Linked DNA regions of Homo sapiens: region 1 is linked to region 2. Evidence: chromatin loops called from intact Hi-C (ENCODE). Cell type or tissue: IMR-90. All regions are shown on one strand.

What was found. Peaks named below come from ENCODE experiments on the same cell type or tissue, not always from the same donor. Only the 100,000 strongest peaks of a DNase experiment are listed, where the experiment ranks them.
Region 1: a loop joins it to region 2, with 2.1 times the contacts of the local background. A loop is called at or near these places in 1 of 110 quality-filtered maps.

Annotation. Positions count from the first base shown.
Region 1 is chr9:34,959,109-34,964,108 of GRCh38, reverse strand. All of the region lies in intron 1 of PHF24 (PHD finger protein 24), which reads right to left. Among named protein-coding and RNA genes, the nearest start is that of PHF24, 3.3 kb to the right of the region's middle. In IMR-90, no CTCF peak of the experiment used is centred here; a DNase peak (open chromatin) is centred at 2,078; H3K27me3 peaks cover 3,003 bases.
Region 2 is chr9:34,758,433-34,763,432 of GRCh38, reverse strand. It overlaps a transcript of PHF24 not described here. Among named protein-coding and RNA genes, the nearest start is that of SPATA31F1, 31 kb to the right of the region's middle. In IMR-90, a CTCF peak has its summit at 2,776 (motif pointing left); no DNase peak of the experiment used is centred here; H3K27me3 peaks cover 1,659 bases.

The sequences.
Region 1 (5,000 bases), 200 kb before region 2:
TTCACTGAGATCAGGAGGGAGAAAAGTAGAGATGGTTCTTACTGACTTCCACAGAGCATGTGAATTAAAGTGTCTTTTGTATACAGGTTTGATCATCTCCATTAAGCATTAAGGGTTTTAGCCTCTTAAATCTTTGTTGAATGAATGATGCAGAGATGACTGGGCAACATAAACAATTTATTTAAGATCATAGTGTCTTTTCTCTTTATCAAATTGGCCAGAGACTAATGAGACCAAATCTCCAAAACTCAATTCTAGAAACTATGCAGTCACCAGCTCACATCATCACATCTACTCTACTTCCCAAGAGGTGGCACCTGGACAGTGAGTCAGGGCTAGCAGGGATGAGAACACGAGGATGATTTCTCTCTGACTACAGAGGAGAGTTAAGAAATTCTGCAATTTAGCCGGTTTCTACAATCACAATGGTAAGAAAAGAGAAGCCAGTATTACCAAAGTCAACAGTCCCCTGCATTTATGCTGTGTCCTGTGGACTATGGTGAGGCCCACAGGAGGGCAGTTGCCTTAAGGACACAAGTAGAAAGTGTGAAAATGCACTTCCTTTGTCCTGGGTTTGAAATTTAGCACGAGCAGTATCTGCACATACAAGTGAAAAATTTCAAGGTGGTCAACAATTGGCTCCTGGAAGCATGTGCCCAAAGGGCTGAGAGCCTTAGGAAAAGCCATATGCCTAACACAGAAGGTGACCAGCTGCAAGAGTGTGGAAAATCAACACAACCAGGGTCTGTAAAAAAACAAAACAAACGCTGAATGCATAGCACAGACTCTGAGCTTACTGTGAACATCAGCATCAACCTCAAGATTTTAAGCAAAAAAAAAAAAAAAAAAACCATCAAAAAGAGTTCTCGTGCGGGTCTTTGAGGAAATCCAAGCCCCGAGGGGTCCGATTGTTCTCCAGTGACTGGCTGTTGCTTTAGGAAATTCCAGTGCCTCACTACAGTGCTCTTGGAGCCTGTTCCTACTCAGACATTTTGTCACCTGGCAGTAGCCTAGAAACTAATTTTAGTATTCATGTTTGTAGACCCTGAAAGGTCTACCTGGTACCTCCCCACCTCTCTTCATTCAGCCTGTTTATTCAGGATGAGACAGTCACAACTACATGGGGCTTTTCTGGGGTTTCCAAGGAACAGAAAGGCTAGACAGAAAAACTGTCTTTCTGGCCTCAGCTCAAGACTACAAGGCATCCTGCTGCTGTTTAATATTTACTGAAAGCTCACAAAGTTCTAATATAGATGAGAGCAAAATTATGGCATGAGCTTAGCCTCTTAGGGCCTGAGTCTTCATTAAAAGCCACAGTGCTGACTTCCCACAGAGGCAGAGCAACAGTTAAGGAACATCACACCATCAGTGATTGGCTGGTGAGACTGCACTTAGCAAGCAGAGCTTTTCAGCAAGATGGAGAGGCACTCCCTGTTTTCTGCTCTGGTTCCCTGAAACACAGATTCAGCCCCATGTAATGCAATTATTACACCTTAATTATCACCATTTACTTCTCTGTTGATTCTGCAAACTTTCGCCGAGTACAGCCTACTATGCGTCAGGCACAAATCAGGTGCTTAATAACTGATGGTAGAATGAACAAATGGAAGCTCATTCAGCCTGTGAGAATGCAGTGAGTATGTGCGTGTGCAGGGGGCATAAGTGTAGGATTGAAAAAAAAAAGGTGTTGCTTGAGCTAAATTTTGAATATGAGTAGGAGTTACATCAGTGGATAAGGAAAAAAAAAAAAAGCATTCCAGGAAGAGGTAACAGCACATGCCAAGGCATGGAGCTATATGGGGACTCCATCATGACTTAGATGGTATGAAGCCAGCCTGGGGGCTAGATAGAAATAGGCAAGGAAACGTGTCTTCACATAAGAATTAGCATCAGCCCAAAGAACTGGTTTGAGATAGTATGCTTAAAATATTTGTTAGAATATGTATTTGAGTTTCAAGGAGGAAGAAAATCCCAGAGAATTGGATTTGCTGAGGCCAGGAAGAGGGACTGCCCTGATAAGTTCCAGCGCTGACCAGTGAGTGCATTGTTTGGCCTTAGGACCCAACAGGAAACTCCTTCGCAACCTAAGAGCTCGTAGGTGGTGACTGTAGTGAATCACTGGGGCTTTCCCTCTGGGAGACTCCTAAGCCTCAAAAAAACAAACATACAAAAAGAGAGAGAGCCAATTAGCCCACACAGCTCTGCTTCAGTGAGAGGACCCCAGTAAGATGAAGCATTTCTCAAAACCAAACAGCCAACATATATCTAAAAGGGCTTCATAAACTGTAACATGCTATCTAAATAAAAGGTTCTGTCATTACTATCATAAGGAAGGCAAAAATGTGGTCAGTTTACACTCAGAGTATATGGGCAAAAGTAATTTTGGCAGGGCACTGGCAGGAGGGCTGAATGTGGCTGCCAGAGGAGGCATAGCACAGCAGCTGAGTTTCAGTGATGCTTGGGAAAAGGCATACTCTATATTGGTTCCTGTGGATATTCTGTAATGCCATAATTTCCCCCTTACTTTTCCTACTCTTTATAGTGAATGATTAGAGAAATGCAGACTGATTCTATGTGAACTCCTCAAGGGCAAGAAACTCTCATATTTATCTAGCATAGTGCCTGGCAAGTAAGTAGCACTTAGTAAATGTAAGTGAGTCTCTGAGGGGATTGCTGGAAGAGTGGGGAGAATGGAGGGGGATGTGCTAATGGAAAAAATAATCATGTCTTCAGCTGGACACTGATGGTCTTGGTTTCTTGGTCCAAAGCTGGCAAGCAATTCCTGTCAGAATTTGGTCATTAAGATTGAGGGGTGGAGTGGATAATGATATTCCCATCAGAAATGAATAAATCAATTTGGGACATGAAGATAGCAGAAGCCAAGCAGCACTGCTGGAGAGAAGCGTGTGGGACTAAAAGATAATAGATTCTGTAGCTAAAGAGAAGGGAAACTATTTGCATGAATGTGATTCACTTAGGAACAGGTGTAGTGGAAAAAATTGCAAGGAGTCGGGGAAATGGGCCTGGGGAGGTCTTACTATCCATGTTGAAGGAAAGGAATGGCAAATGTTAGAAGAAGACAATGTTAGAAGATTGGAGAATATGTGAAAGATCAAAGGTTGAGAAATCCAGACAGTAAAATCCAGACACATTTGGGTAAGCTCAAATGAAACTGGGTGAGCCGTTCTCTCCCCTTTTATTTCCCTTTGGAGAGAGCATTTTTGAGAAGGTTAAGGCCACCTGGTGACATCTTTCGTGCACATTCTGGAATGATTTGATTTGCAGACTCATGCTGTGACTAGGGAGAGTTAGGCTGTATTCTTAGGATTTTTGAAATCTTAATTTTACCCAATGCTGGACATGGGGAAGCTGATATCCAAGGTCCAAGATTAGGGGAGAGCCTGGATCCATTTAGTGATTTTTCCAGGGTCATGAGTGGGTGTGATAATAAGCACCCTCAACAAAAGACCAATTTAGGAATAAAACCTCAATGACAAATCAATGATCTGGAACAAAGATCATATCTTCAGGTTTGGTCCTTCTGACTTTCTTTAAATATATGCCTACCTATTTATTCTGATCTGTTAAGCTGATCAGATGGGTTTGAACTGAAAGGGGGATTATAAACAACTTTACAATGGGGAGGTCCTAACCAACAAAAACCTTTGTCGGGCTTTACTCCACTGAGTTGCGCGCAAGGTAGCATCACTGAGTTAAAAGAAAAAAAATCTAACAACTGGTAAACTATGTTGTTCTGTTTTCCCACTAGCTTGGTCTCTCTCCTCACTATGTAATTCCAGGAGCCAAAGGAAGCCACTTCTGTTCAAGGAGGATTTAACTAGGTTTGACTGTGTGGAAGAAAGCAGGGAAGGGGAGCAGGAAAACCCTTCCAGAATGGCTCTAATGAATATCATTGCTTGGCCCTCTCACCACTCCGTTTTTGGACAAGAAACCAGAATCCATCCTTGGAGCTCAAAGTTGAACTCTTGGGATTCAGCTAGAATGAAAACAACGAGGGGGCGAGATGAGGAGGCAACACTATGTCTGGCGCAGACCCTTTGCGCTCCCCCTAACAGACTCCCAGTGAGCCTTCCTTGGCTCTGCACCTTTCCTGTCCTCCTCCTCCTCATGCAGAGGCACTCTTGGGCAAAAGTGTCCTGAGTGCTATCTGTGGACCATTGTCCACCGGTGCATGTAGTCAGAGGGTCACAAGGACAGTGTGGATCGTGCTTCCTAAAAGTGATCCTGTCTCTCCTTTCTCTCCTTCGAGTATTCGGTAGCAGGTAGGGTGGTCTTGGGACACTCCATCCGCAGAAGGGTCCCCCTAGATCCCCAGAGAAAGCCCTGTCAAAAACCACACCCAGAGGCCTCAATTAGGTCCAGAGCCACCCCAAGGCATCATGACAGTGGGACTGCCAGTGAAGGAAGCCACACCCTGAAATCTGGGGATTCTGTGGAAATCAGTTCCTGCAGCAATCTCATGGCCAGTTAAACTGTCCTCATCCACTTATTTAATCATCACATTTACTGAGCTTGTACCACTGCAAAACCCTATGCTCGGCAGGCACCTTAATGCAACTTATTAACAAATATCTATTCTTTCTTCTGCTGCTCCTTAGTACTTTTTCCCAAATAAAATTTGAAAAACATTTTATGATTATGTTTTTCATCAGCTTTGTGACCTTGGGCAAATTGCTAAACCTCTCTGAGTCTCAATGTTTAAAAGGGGATAATTTCACAAAGCTGTTGTAAGAGTTATATGAGATGTTTAAACATACCTAGTATACTGCCTAGCGTACTGGTGCTCAACAATCCCATACATCCTTTATTCCTTCCTTCAAAGGCCTTTCCCTCCAGGACCTGCCAAAGTCAGTTATTCCACCTGATCTTACTGCTTCCTTCCGCACGGTCAAACCTAGGGGCTCAAATCTCCTATCTTTGCTTTAGAGGCCTCACTGGTCCTCATCCTCGGCTTAGGGCCCTGTGCTCTCGCAGCAGTT
Region 2 (5,000 bases):
GAATCTAACTTACAAGGGATGTGAAGGACCTCTTCAGGGAGAACTACAACCACTGCTCAATGAAATAAAAGAGGATACAAACAAATGGAAGAACATTCCATGCTCATGGGTAGGAAGAATCAATGTCATGAAAATGGCCATACTTCCCAAGGTAATTCATAGATTCAATGCCATCCCCATCAAGCTACCAATGACTTTCTTCACAGAATTGGAAAAAACTACTTTAAAGTTCATATGGAACCAAAAAAGAGCCCGCATCACCAAGTCAATCCTAAGCCAAAAGAACAAAGCTGGAGGCATCATGCTACCTGACTTCAAACTATACTACAAGGCTACAGTAACCAAAACAGCATGGTACTGGTACCAAAACAGAGATATAGATCAATGGAACAGAACAGAGCCCTCAGAAATAATGCCACATATCTACAACTATCTGATCTTTGACAAACCTGAGAAAAACAAGCAATGGGGAAAGGATTCCCTATTTAATAAATGGTGCTAGGAAAACTGGCTAGCCATATGTAGAAAGCTGAAACTGGATCCCTTCCTTACACCTTATACCAAAATTAATTCGAGATGGATTAAAGACTTAAACGTTAGACCTAAAACCATAAAAACCCTAGAAGAAAACCTAGGCAATACCATTCAAGACATAGGCATGGGCAATGTCTTCATGTCTAAAACACCAAAAGCAATGGCAACAAAAGCCAAAATCGACAAATGGGATCTAATTAAACTAAAGAGCTTCTGCACAGCAAAAGAAACTACCATCAGAGTGAACAGGCAACCTACAAAATGGGAGAAAATTTTTGCAACCTACTCATCTGACAAAGGGCTAATATCCAGAATCTACAATGAACTCAAACAAATTTACAAGAAAAAAACAAACAACCCCATCAAAAAGTGGGCAAATGACATGAACAGACACTTCTCAAAAGAAGACATTTATGCAGCCAAAAAACACATGAAAAAATGCTCACCATCACTGACCATCAGAGAAATGCAAATCAAAACCACAATGAGCTACCATCTCACACCAGTTAGAATGGCAATCATTAAAAAGTCAGGAAACAACAGGTGCTGGAGAGGATGTGGAGAAATAGGAACACTTTTACACTGTTGGTGGGACTGTAAACTAGTTCAATCATTGTGGAAGTCAGTGTGGTGATTCCTCAGGGATCTAGAACTGGAAATACCATTTGACCCAGCCATCCCATTACTGGGTATATACCCAAATGACTATAAATCATGCTGCTATAAAGACACATGCACACGTATGTTTATTGCAGCACTATTCACAATAGCAAAGACTCGGAACCAACCCAAATGTCCAACAATGATAGACTGGATTAAGAAAATGTGGCACATATACACCATGGAATACTATGCAGCCATAAAAAATGATGAGTTCATGTCCTTTGTAGGGACATGGATGAAATTGGAAATCACCATTCTCAGTAAACTATCGCAAGAACAAAAAACCAAACACCGCATATTCTCACTCATAGGTGGGAATTGAGCAATGAGAACACATGGACACAGGAAGGGGAGCATCACACTCTGAGGACTGTTGTGGGGTAGGGGGAGTGGGGAGGGATAGCATTAGGAGATATACCTAATGCTAAATGACGAGTTAATGGGTGCAGCACACCAGCATGGCACATGTATACATATGTAACTAACCTGCACATTGTGCACATGTACCCTAAAACTTAACGTATAATAATAATAAAATTTAAAAAAATCAAACAGCACAAAAGAGTATGAGTAGGGCTCTCTCTCTACCATGCCATACCCTGACCACCAGTCTCTAATAGCAACCAACCACAAAGTCTTTAAAAAATTCTAGTAAGTGTCCCATATATGTTCTACATCTTTTTCCCCTTACCAAGTCTCAGAGATTTGAGAAGGTACTTCATCTTTCTTCATAGCATTTATCACTCCCTGACACTACGGTATTTATCCATTTATTTATCATCTGCTCTCTTTCTTTAATGTAAGCTCTATATCAGTATGTTCTTTTCTGTACTCCTAGTATCAAGAATAGTGTCTGGCATACAGAAGGGCTCAAAATTTGTTGGATGAATGAATAAATCATACCCCATCTATTAAAAAAAACTGACAATGTGCAATATAAAGATGAATAGTAAAATTCATGCCGATTATTTAAAGTTTCAATTTTCCTTTATTTAGAACAACATTAAATAACAAAAAACACCAGAAGTTGAGAGAGGAGAGAGACCAAAGCAAAAAGGGAAAAGAATTATATTTTAATACTCTTAATGGCATTTTTTCCCTACTTTTTGAACAAAAGGCCTACATTTTCATTTTACAAGCACCACATATTCTACAGCTAGTCCTGTTTTTAACAAGCCTCCCAGAGATTCTGATGTAAGGGCAGGATTGAGAAGCACTGGAGCAGATTACTTTTTTTTTTTTTTGACACGGAGTTTCACTCTGTCACCCAGGCTAGAGTGCAGTGGCGCGATCACGGCTCACTGCAGCCTCTACCTCCTGGGCTGAAGCAATCCTCCCACCTCAGCCTCCCGTGTAGCTGGGACTACAGGCGCTCGCCACTACACCCGGCTGATTTTTGTAATTTTTGTAAAGACCAGTTTTCGCCATGTTGCCCAGGCTGGTCTTGACCTTCTGGGCTGAATCAAGTCTCCCACCTCGGCCTCACAAAGTGTTAGGCTTTCAGGCGTGAGCCCCCGCGTTTGGCCCAGGACCCCTGGCGGGGCCGAGACGTCGCAGGACTAGGAGTATTGGGTGGGGGCGTGCTGCCCTCTAGTGTCTCTGGCTGCCGTCTACCGCTACTCGCCACGCTTCTGCACCGGGCGGTAACCGGCTGTGTGAGCTCCGGTGGTTTTGCTGCCTGACACTACTCTGGGGCTTCCTGCCCAACTTCTTGGAAATTCTAGCTCTTGGGCATTAACAAAGGTGCTCACCTGTAAAAGTGTTGCCGCTGAGTCGCAGCAACTATGCACCTCTGTCCCCGGCACCTTGGTATATTTGAGATGTTCACTAGTATTTTCTGAGTATGAGACACAGCGAAGCTCTTTCATAAGGCTTATGTGGAGAGACAAGTCTCACACCAGTGGCATGTCAGTCACATTTTTCTTTACAAGGCGATAGGACTCATGGGTACGTATGAATTGGTAGCCATGAACAGTTCCTTGAAGAAATTCTATTGCAATCATTGTGGCTCTGCAGCATTATAATGAAAGCAGAGTCTGGCTTAAAGCAAGTTTTCTAGAAACAAATGAAGAAGAATCCTTGATAGTTGTGCAGCCCTCCAGCGTCCACAGAGGCTTTTCGTGTACTTCATCCCCGTCGTTTGCTGTTCGCTCTCAACCACGAGGCAGTAAGGGCAAATGTGATGATCCATGCCCACATCGTGAGAAATGCCAGGCTTAGCTGTGATCATTACATGAATGCGCCCTTGTTCAGGAAGACACTGATCCCACTGTCCTGTCCGCACAAGCACCCTTCATCAATGAGTCCCAAACCAGTAAATAAACCTATGCTAAAGGCCTACCCTGCAAAAAGACATGAGACTATTTTTGGCTCAGCCCTTGGCTGAGCTCTGAGGCAGAGGAACAAAGGCCAGGCAAGTTGCTGGAGAGGAGTTTGCAGCAGATGGTTTTAATGATTTGGTGGGAGGGCAGTGGCTGTAGGTTATCTGTGAGGTAAGTAGTGCACCGGCAGGAGCAGGTGCAGGATTTGCAGAACATGGTGATTCTGCTGGGGGCAAGAGGTCAGGCTAACGGGTGATAGAACTGTTACAGCCACATAGAGGGCAGCAGCAGCTGCAGGGAGCCGGAGCTGTTTGGATAGGTAATATGGTGCTCTGCTCACCTCTTTTTCAACTTATTGGCGAGGAAGAGGGTCCCACTTTAGGATTCTGGGGATGGCTGAACACCCTACACCCAACACTGGACAGAAGAGATTGACAGCATTTTACTACTCACATGTACATTCACCACTCACAGAAGGAGGACTCCGCACACTATGCAGGGCCGCATGAGGTTGCACTCAGGAAAAGAGGGAAAAAACAAGGGCCATAGGAGGCAGGTTTTATAATAACATGATGAGGTGTTGGTGCCTCAGGGAGGATGTGATTGGCTTGTTTGAACAATTCTATGGATTGGGTACAGCTGGTCCAGCTGATAGAGAAACTAGTGAGTGGGGGTGAACATAACTGGGCAGAGCTGGTGAACTCATGGTTAGGCCTTTGGAGTCCTTTAAGGTTCTAAGATATCAAGGCAGCATGTTTTAGGCCTAATAATACTTACAGGGCAGCTCAGTGACAGCAGCAAGATGGCTGATTAGAAACACCTGGCATTTGTGTCCACTACAAAAAGGAACAAGGCAATGAATAAACAGCTAAGATTTGACTGCAGTATTGAGGGGAGAGCGGTGGAGTGCAGTGGGGGAGTGGAGATGCGCCTGTGGTGACGGGAGCAGTGAGGAGGCACCCAGCCTCTGAAGCCCCACCTCCCTCGCCAGATTGGGTTAGCCTAGAATCAGGTAGGACTTCCCTTTGAGGGGAAAAGGTAAGCAGAAGATCCTCCCCAGTGCCTGCTGCCACTGCAAACACCCACAGTCCTTACTACAGGAGAATCCCACAGTCCTCACAAGTCCTGAGCCCAGTATAGAGAGCTGCCTAATATTCACACAGCTACATTGCCCTGCATTAGAAGAGCAAGATGTGTACTGCCTATCCCCCGCCAATCCCCTGTGAGCCAAGCTGCTGCAGCGTGATGCCATCTTGAGACAAAAGCCACCTCTGAAGTGTACCCTGCTCTGGGGGCCAGTAGCCACTGCACCTCCCCAGCACTGTGGCTCCATCTTCATTATGTCAAGCCCACAAGGGTTGCTGAATGCCGCAATCCCAGGTGCATGGAACCTGGGACCAGGATCAGCTGTGACTTGGGTCCTGCACAGCAGGGAAAGCAATCCCTGCTGCCTATACTTCCAGCCAGAGGAACAGTCTGCCA